Linked DNA regions of Homo sapiens: region 1 is linked to region 2. Evidence: read pairs that join two places in POLR2A ChIA-PET (ENCODE). Cell type or tissue: GM12878. All regions are shown on one strand. Links, peaks and the distances in the headings refer to the core of each region. The heading gives the core; the rest is flanking DNA.

Region 1 (4,392 bases), core at 209-4,208, 160 kb after region 2:
GAATGGTGAAGACTGCTGAACCCCAGGCCAGAGGGTATGGTGTAGAGGACGTCATGCTTGCTGAGATGCTTCAAGGCCCAGCCTCTTGATTTTCACTATAAAAAAAAAAAAAAAAAAGGAAGAAAAATTGAAGTTGAGCAATGACCAAGTCTTGGTTCAAATTGATCATTAATATCTAATCCTTTATCATCAGCATCCAGTGCCCAGAACCTGAGTGTTCTATCCTAGAATCGGGATTAGGGTGAGTAGCTGGGGCCACTGGTGTCATGCTAGCTCTCCTCTTTTATTCTCAGAAATAGGTTGTTTTTATTTTCAATGCCTTAGTATTGAGGAGTGCTTATTTCAATTGAACCATATCTGTGGGCAAAAGAGAAAAGAAACAGGCTGTCTAAAAATCATGAGCCCAAGGGGCAAAGAAACCAAAAAAGTGGGGCCAGTGGGCTAGAAAAGAGCTGTAATTCAAACTAACAAGGTACACAGTTGACCCTCGAACAGTGCTGGGGTTAGAGGCACCAACCCCCATACAGTCGAAAAATCCACATATAACTTTTGGCTTCCCCAAAACTTAACTACTAATAGCCCTATGGATAACATAAAGTCAATTAACACATGCTTTGTATGTTACATGTATTTCATATAGTATTCTTATAATAAAGTAAGTTAGAGAAAAGAAAGTGTTAAGAAAATCCTAAGGAAGGGAAAAATAAATTTACTATTCATTAAGTGGAAGTGGATCATCATAAAGGCCTTCATCCTCATCATCTTCACATTGAGTAGGTTGAGGAGGAAGAGGAGGGGTTGGTCTTGCTATCTCAGGAGTGGCAGAGATGGAAGAAAATCTGCTTGTAAGTGGACCTGTGGAGTTCAAACCCATGTTTTTCAACTGTACATGGTCCAGGGCATGCATATATATATATATATATATATATATATATATATATATATATACACACACACACACACACACACACACACACACACACACACACACACATATATACACACACACACCGACCTTGGGGGAAATGTCAGTTTTCCACATGGACACAGCTGGGGCTCTCTTGACTCATGGCAATTGCAAATTTAAGGTTGCAGTTGAGGCTAGGCACCATGGCTCACACCTGTAAACCCAGCACTTTGGGAGGCTGAGGCAGGCAGATCACTTGAGCTCAGGAGTTCGAGACCAACCTGGGCAACAAGGTGAAGCCCTGTCTCTACTAAAAATACACACACACACACACACACACACACACACACAATAGCTGGGCGTGGTGGTGTGTGCCTGTGGTGCTAGCTACCCAGGAGGCTGAGGTGGAAGGGTCACTTGGGCCCAGCAGGTGGAGGCTGCAGTGAGCCAAGATCATGCCACTGCACTCCAGCCTGGCTGACAGAGTGAGACCTTGTCTTAAAAAAAAAAAAAAAAAAAAAGGTTGCAGTTGAGATCAGCTCAGAGGGGAAAATTAAAGCCCTCAAAGGAAAAATGTGAATATGATATACATGGATATATTCTAAACATTATATCTAATTATAAAGAATGAATCACAAAATTAAGCATCTTAAATATAGGCATGAAAAAATAACCCTCAACCAGGAAGCTGCAGCTCTGTCAGATTGCATCATTTGAGAACCAAGAAAAGCAAGTTAGCATACTAAGCATGAGAGAAGCAGAGGTTATTCCTCTGATGCAGTTAAATATTACTCATTTCCTTCCTTCCCTCCTTTCATTCTTTTTTTTTTAGAGATGGGGATCTCAATATGTTACCCAGGCTGGAGACAGGAGTTCAGTGGTTATTCGGTGGCTAGTTCAGGTTCTGTGATCACACCCGTGAATAGCCACTTCTGGGCTCAAGTGATCCTCCCTTAGTCCCCTGAGTAGCTGGGACTACAGGCACACACCACCATGCCCAGCAATATTCTGTTTATTTTTATAGCTGTGTTAAGGGAGATCCTTACATGAGCAGAAGATTCTATCCAGGGAACTGAAACTGTTGCAGTGGAAACACTATCCTTTTTAGAAAGTGGCATTCTTTGGAAGATATATCCAACCTCAATCTCTCCCATTGGGATTGTGTTGTATTTGATGAGCTAGGAAGTTTCAACCTAAAAGCAAACATCAGTTCCATTAAAAAAAACTCATTTGTGTTTTATTTGCTCTCAGCTCAATTAAAAAAAAACTAAGAATTATTTACTAGTCATTCTCTACATAATCACATTTCTTAGTCTCACAGTAGAAGCTTCTAGAAATAAGAGGCTGTGGTCTCATTCAACTAAGTTCCACTGGTTCACTTGAAGGGCTGAACATAATAGTTCAGACCCACATGACATTCACAGTGGATGGTGAAAATGGGTTTGATGGTTGGTGCCAGAGGAAGGAAACCACACCAGGAACCACAGCCGTGGAGTCTGGATTCAGTTACTCTGTCTACATGTGAATGTATGAGAACTGTAAGTATTAGGTTGGTGCAAAAGTATGTGGCATTTTAATGGCAAAAGCCACAATTACTTTTGCACCGACCTATTACATAATCTTGCTAAGTTTCAACGTATCTGTAAAATACAGATATTGACAACCACTCTACTTCTCCATATAATGTACTCTGAAATCCAGACAAGATCATGTATTAAAAAGAGCTTTATAAATTGTAAATCCCTGTGGAGTGTGTACATGTGTACATGTGGCAAATAACCTAAGAAAGTTCTCAAAAACCAGTATAGCTTTTCACCCCATTTGAAGTTGTTAACATCCTAGAGTCTATTGTGTGTCCAGCCTGAATGAAAAGACATTTCTTGACACTAAAAAATTAATGAAAATTGTGAGCCCAGAAGCCATTCCTCAGCACTCATGTTCAGAAGTGGGGATCGCTGATGGGAGCCCCTTCTGCCCACGTACTTCCCTTTTTCCAGCAGGGCCTCTAAGGAGTTCAAATTTCTTGTGAATGAAAAACTAATTTATTGAGTACTTACTATCTACTGAGCTCTGTGCTAGCCAATTAATTCATTGTTTCATTAAACTCATACATCTCTGTGAGGTATTGTATTTGTCTGTTTTCACACTGCTATCAAGAACCACCTGAGACTGGGTAATTTATAAGGAAAGGAGGTTTAATTGAATCTCAGTTCTGCATGGCTGGGAAGGCCTCAGGAAACACAATTATGGTGGAAGGCGAAGGGGAAGCAAGGCATGTCTTACATGGCAGCAGAAGGGGGCCAGGGGACTGCCACACACTTTTAAACCATCAGATCTTGGCTGGGTGCAGTGGCTTATGCCTATAATCCCAGCACTCTGGGAGGCTAAGGTGGGCGGATCATGTGTGGCCAGAGTTTGAGACCAGCTGGGCCAACATGGTGAAACTCTGTCTCTACTAAAAATACAAAAATTATTCAGGCGTGGTGGCACATGCCTGTAATCCCAGCTACTCTGGAGGCTGAGGCACGAGAATCACTTGAGCTTGGGAGGTGGAGGTTGCAGTGAGCTAAGATCACGCCGCTGCACCCCAGCCTGGGCAACAGGGTGAGACTCTATCTCAAAAAAAAAAAAAAAAAAAAAGATCAGATCTTGTGAGAACTCTCTCACTATCAGGAGAACAGCATGGGGGAAACCACTCCCAAGATCCAATCACCTCCCACCGTGTCCTGCCCCTGACCTGTGGGGATTACAATTCGACATAAGATTTGGGTGGGACACAAAGCCAAACCATATCAGGTACTGTTATCTCCAATTGTATAGAAGACACATATGAATAGTTTGATAACTTATGTTGTCAGTTACAAAGAAACGTAGCTGACAAAGTGGCCAACCTAACATCCAGGGCTGCTGGACTCCCAGGACTATGGTGTTAGGCAGGGGTTACAAAACCCAATATCTATAGGAGCCAGGAAGGTCATGTAAGGTAATGAGAACCACAAGTGCTTCAAGATATTTAAGAACGCCATGGAAGCCAAACCCGACCCCTCTGCAGCCTGCATTTGGCCCAGGAGCCCAGCTGGCATCCTCTGCATGGCGCTGGGCTGCTCGGCTCCTGACTGCTTGCTGATCTGCACAGGACACTCCCAGAGCCTCTCAGTGGTGGCTCCCAGAGGACAGCAAGAAGCGCGCCTTCCGGGAAGAGGATAAATGGCATTCGGACGCAGGAGGGCATCCACTCACTTACCTCCGCCAACACTCCCCACGCCCTGCAGGAACTGCTTAGGGAGGGTCTGTCCTCATTTCTCTGCTCTTCTGCATGCCCTGCCTAATGCGTTCGTCTCTGGCCACAGGTGCATATTAAGCACTGGAAACGTGGCCCATCTGAACTGAGATGTGCTGTGCGAAATAACAGAATTCAAAGATGTAGGAAGAAAAAAGGAATATAAAAATATCTCGATAATTTTTTACACTGATGACATGTTGAA
Region 2 (4,392 bases), core at 115-4,114:
CCAAAATGTCCACATTGTCAAGATTGAGAAACCCTGCTCTAGGGCAGTTTCCTGATTTCACACATGATCTTGTAGAATATACAGGAAGTGCTTAAAGAAGAAAGTAAGGCCAAGCGCAGTGGCTCGTGCCTGTAATCTCAGCACTTTGGGAGGCTGAAGCGGGCAGATCATGAGGTCAGGAGTTCGAGACCAGCCTAAACAACATGGAGAAACCCCGTCTCTACTAAAAATACAAAAATTAGCTGGGCATGGTGGCACGCACCTGTAATCCCAGCTACTTGGGAGGCTGAGGCAGGACAATCGTTTGCACCCAGGAAGCAGAGGTTGCAGTGAGCCGAGATGACACCACTGCACTCCAGCCTGGGAGACAGAGCGAGACTTCATCTCAAAAAAAAAAAAAAAAAAAAGAAAGTAAAAGTCATTCAGTCTTCCCACCCAGAAATTGTTACTACTCAAGTTTTTAATGTATTTTCCTTTGCTTTGTTTGGGTCGGTTTGTTTGTTTGTTTGTTTGTTTTGAGACAGAGTCTTGCTCTGTTGCCCAAGCTGGAGTGCAGTGGTGCGATCTTGGCTCACTGCAACCTCCACCTCCCAGGTTTTCAAGCAATTCTGCCTCAGCCTCCTGAGTAGCTTCGTCTACAGGCGTGTACCATCACCCCTCGCTAATTTTTTTATTTTTAGTAGAGACAAGTTTTCGCCATGTTGGCCAGGCAGGTCTCGGACTCCTGACCTCAAGTGATCCACCCGCCTTGGCCTCCCAAAGTGCTGGGATTACAGGTGTGAGCCACCATGTCTGGCTGCATTTTTTTCTGTGTAAAAATAGTATTGTATTTCTACTCTGTTGGAATTAATGTGCACATATTAGTAACTTAAAGTTTTTCCTGATATTAAAAAGGAAAAATTTGTTCTATTTTCAATAGAAATATATGCCCATCAAAGAAAATACAGATGAACCCCCAAAATGAGGGTCATTACCATCATTAATGTTACCTATAAACCCTGGCATTATTCTTAAGGCTGATGTTATGTATTCCCTTTGTCCTGGTAATACTACACGCAGGTATCTGTCCTGAGAAGATAGACAAGTGCGTACTGATTTATGTTCCTAGCAAAGACGTGCCTGACAGTATTGGCTTATACTGGCAAAAACTGTAACACATCTAGTATCTTTCTCATTAGGGTTCCAGTTAAATTAGTTATGGTAAAGCCCTACTTTTGGCCAGATGCAGCAGCTTACGCCTGTAATCCCAACACTCTGAGAGTCTGAGGCAGAAGGATTGTGTGAGGCCAAGAGTTCAAGAACAGCCTGGGCAACATAGCAAGACCCTGTCTCTATAAAAATTTTTTTTTTTTTTTTTTAGTTAGCCAGGTGTGGTAGGCTCACCTGTAGTTCCAGCTACTTGGGAGACTGAGGAAAGAGGATTTCTTGAGCCCAGAAGTTCAAGGCCAGCCTGGGCAACAGAGTGAGACCTCCGTCTCTACAAAAATATTTTTTAAGTCCCACTTTGGGATATGATGTAGGCATTATAAAGAAAGAAAGAAACCACTAGGTAGGGACAGACAAGTTTAGCAGATGGTGAGTCGAACAGACACGGTTTATATCCCAACTCCGCCGCTCCACAGTTCGTGGCTTGGGGCAGGTTTTGTTTAATTTCCCAGGGTCTGCTCCTCATCTTAAAATGGGCAAGTTTTGTGAGGATTAAATGAAAAAGTCATGTGAAGTGCTCATTACAGACTACCACATAGTACTTGCTCAGTAAATGTTACCAGCTTTATTGTCAAGTAAACAAGGTTACAGAATGCTATATATATAGTATATTCCTCCCTATGGTTTTTTTTTTTTTTTTTTGAGACAGAGTCTCGCTCCGTCACCCAGGCTGTTGTGCAATAGCACGATCTCGGCTCACTGCAAGCTCCACCTCCCGGGTTCACTCCATTCTCCTGCCTCAGCCTCCCGAGTAGCTGGGACTACAGGTGCCTGCCACCACTCCCGGCTAATTTTTTGTATTTTTAGTAGAGACGGGGTTTCACCATGTTAGCCAGGATGGTCTCAATCTCCTGACCTCATGATCTGCCCGCCTCAGCCTCCCAAAGTGCTGGGATTACAGGTGTGAGCCACTGCACCCAGCCCCTGTTTATGTTTTACAAAGTGGGCATGTGGCTGGGTGCAGTGTTGCACACCTGTAATCCCAGCACTTTGGGAGGCCGAGGCACATGGATCGCTCAAACTTAGGAATTCGAGACCAGTCTGGGCAACATGGTGAAACCCTACGTCTACAAAAAGTTAGGTGGGTGTGGTGGCATGCACGCCTGTAGTCTGCTTCTTGGGAGGCTGAGGTAGGAGGATCGCGTGAGCCTGGGAGGTCAAGGCTGCAGTGAGCCCAGATTGCGCCACTGTATTCCAGCCTAGGCCACAAAGTGAGACCCTGTCTCAAACAAAACAAACAAACAAAAAAAATTGGGCATGTGTTTAAAGAAGTATAAAAAAGTAACAAGAAACAGAGGCTATCTCTGGGGGAGTAAGAGTATGGAGAGACGTTTGCTTTCTGTTTATTATAGGTTCATTTGAGTATTTTAGAATGAACAAGTATGATTTAATTCATGGAGATGGGGGGAAGTCACCCATATTCCTGTCCTCATCATTGGGCTTTTGGTTTGGTTTGGTAAATAAGGCTGTTGGCCAGGAGGGTGCTGGGCTCACACTCTGTCCCTCTGTCACACTGCAGCCATGGACCTGGCTCAGGCAGGCAGCACAGTGGAATCTAAGATCTACGACACACTCCAGTGGCAGGTAAGGGTCAGCTGGGGGAGGGCGTGGGGAGAAGCACACAGGGGCACAGGTGGCTGCGTGTCACCTTCCTTTATTGTCCCCTCCTTCTCCAGATGTGGACACTCCTGCCTGGGTTCTGCACAAGGCCTACAGATGTGGCCATCTCCTTCAAAGGGCTGGCACGGACGCTGGGCATGGCCATCAGCGAGCGTCCAGACCTGAGGGTCACCGTGTGCCAGGCCCTGCGCACCCTCATCACCAAGGGCTGCCAGGCAGGTACGTGTGGGCTGTGGGAGTGGGGGCTGGGGAGGATGACACAGGTCCCTGGCCCCATCCCCTGGCTTGCTACACTCCTTGCCAGGCAGAGCCACAGAAACTCACCTCTGGAGCTCATCCTTTGCTGCTTCTGCTGCAGACCCCAGGGGATAACTTTGCTGGCTCCCTGGGGTTGGAGCCATCGAGGACCATGGGCCACTGGGGCACCAGGCTCTCCATGCCCTGGCTCAGCTTCTGCCACAGAGAGCCCCAAACCCATGGATTCCAAGTCCTGCCAGCTCCCCCAAGAGAGGGCCTCTGGGCCACAGCCCCAGCAGCCACTGAGGCACAGTCAGCTCCTGTGCCTTTAGTGCAAACTTTGATCCTTTTACCAGAGGCTGACCGTGCTGAAGTGAGTCGCTTTGCCAAGAACTTTCTGCCGATCCTCTTCAACCTGTATGGGCAGCCCGTGGCAGCCGGGGACACTCCAGCCCCTCGCCGGGCTGTGCTGGAAACCATCAGAACTTACCTCACCATCACTGACACTCAGGTGAGCCACGGAAGGGAGGGAAGGAGGGAGGAGGGGAGCTCTCAGGTGGGCAGGGTCAGAGAGGCCGAGACCCTACCCACCAGGGCTCACGTGGGTCTCTGTGTTTTGGAGCACATACCAGCAGTCATGGCTTGGGCAGGGCTGGGGGCTGATGGGGAGGCCGCTCTGGGACTGCTGCCATTGCTGCTTTCTTTCGCTCCTCCCCAATGACTCTCTTCTCCTCATTCCCTCGGGGCCACAAGTTGGTGAACAGTCTCCTGGAAAAAGCCAGTGAGAAGGTGCTCGACCCTGCCAGCTCTGACTTTACCAGGTAACATGCTCAGGGCCTCCCACTTGAGCTGGAGCAGCCCAGGGAGCTGGAGGGTGCATCTGGCAGAAGCACTGTGGGTTCCCTCTTGCATTATTTAAGGAAGCCTTGAAGTATTAACTCTCCAGGCTGTGCTGAGAGGCTGTGCTGACTAGTTCCTTCTTCCTGGAGAGGCCATTTAGTCTGGTAGGGAGGAACAAGGACCCAGGAGATACACTGCCCAGGTTCTGATCCCAGCCCCGTCACTCATGGGCTGTGTGACCTTGGACAAATTACTTATCCATTCTGCCTCTAAGGCCTCATCTGTAAAATGGGCACGATAATAGTTCTTGCAACAAGGTTGCTATGAGGATTGAAGGAGTTAGCAGGTGTAAAACACCAGGAACGGTGACTGGTACATCATGAATGCTCAGTTAGGTACTAGCTATTATTATTGTTCATGAGCTCCTTCAAGCCCCTTGTCCTCACCCTGACTTCTCCCACCTCCCCATACCCAGTAGACGTAAGAACA

The links. ChIA-PET counts read pairs that join two places held together with the same protein. Peaks named below come from ENCODE experiments on the same cell type or tissue, not always from the same donor. Only the 100,000 strongest peaks of a DNase experiment are listed, where the experiment ranks them.
Region 1: POLR2A ChIA-PET joins it to region 2 with 7 read pairs; 2 of 35 experiments call an interaction of 5 or more read pairs at or near these places.

Annotation. Positions count from the first base shown.
Region 1 is chr10:97,215,498-97,219,889 of GRCh38, reverse strand. The region is part of intron 11 of ARHGAP19-SLIT1 (ARHGAP19-SLIT1 readthrough (NMD candidate)); the gene reads left to right. LOC105378447 (a long non-coding RNA gene) reads right to left here and starts at 917. Exons shown (of 3, transcript XR_946226.3): 1 at 714-917; 2 at 1-95. In GM12878, for the core only: no CTCF peak of the experiment used is centred there; a DNase peak (open chromatin) is centred at 1,749.
Region 2 is chr10:97,372,228-97,376,619 of GRCh38, reverse strand. It overlaps RRP12 (ribosomal RNA processing 12 homolog), which reads left to right. Exons shown (of 34, transcript NM_015179.4): 16 at 2,726-2,790; 17 at 2,883-3,045; 18 at 3,420-3,574; 19 at 3,817-3,884. Among named protein-coding and RNA genes, the nearest start is that of RRP12, 27 kb to the left of the region's middle. In GM12878, for the core only: no CTCF peak of the experiment used is centred there; no DNase peak of the experiment used is centred there.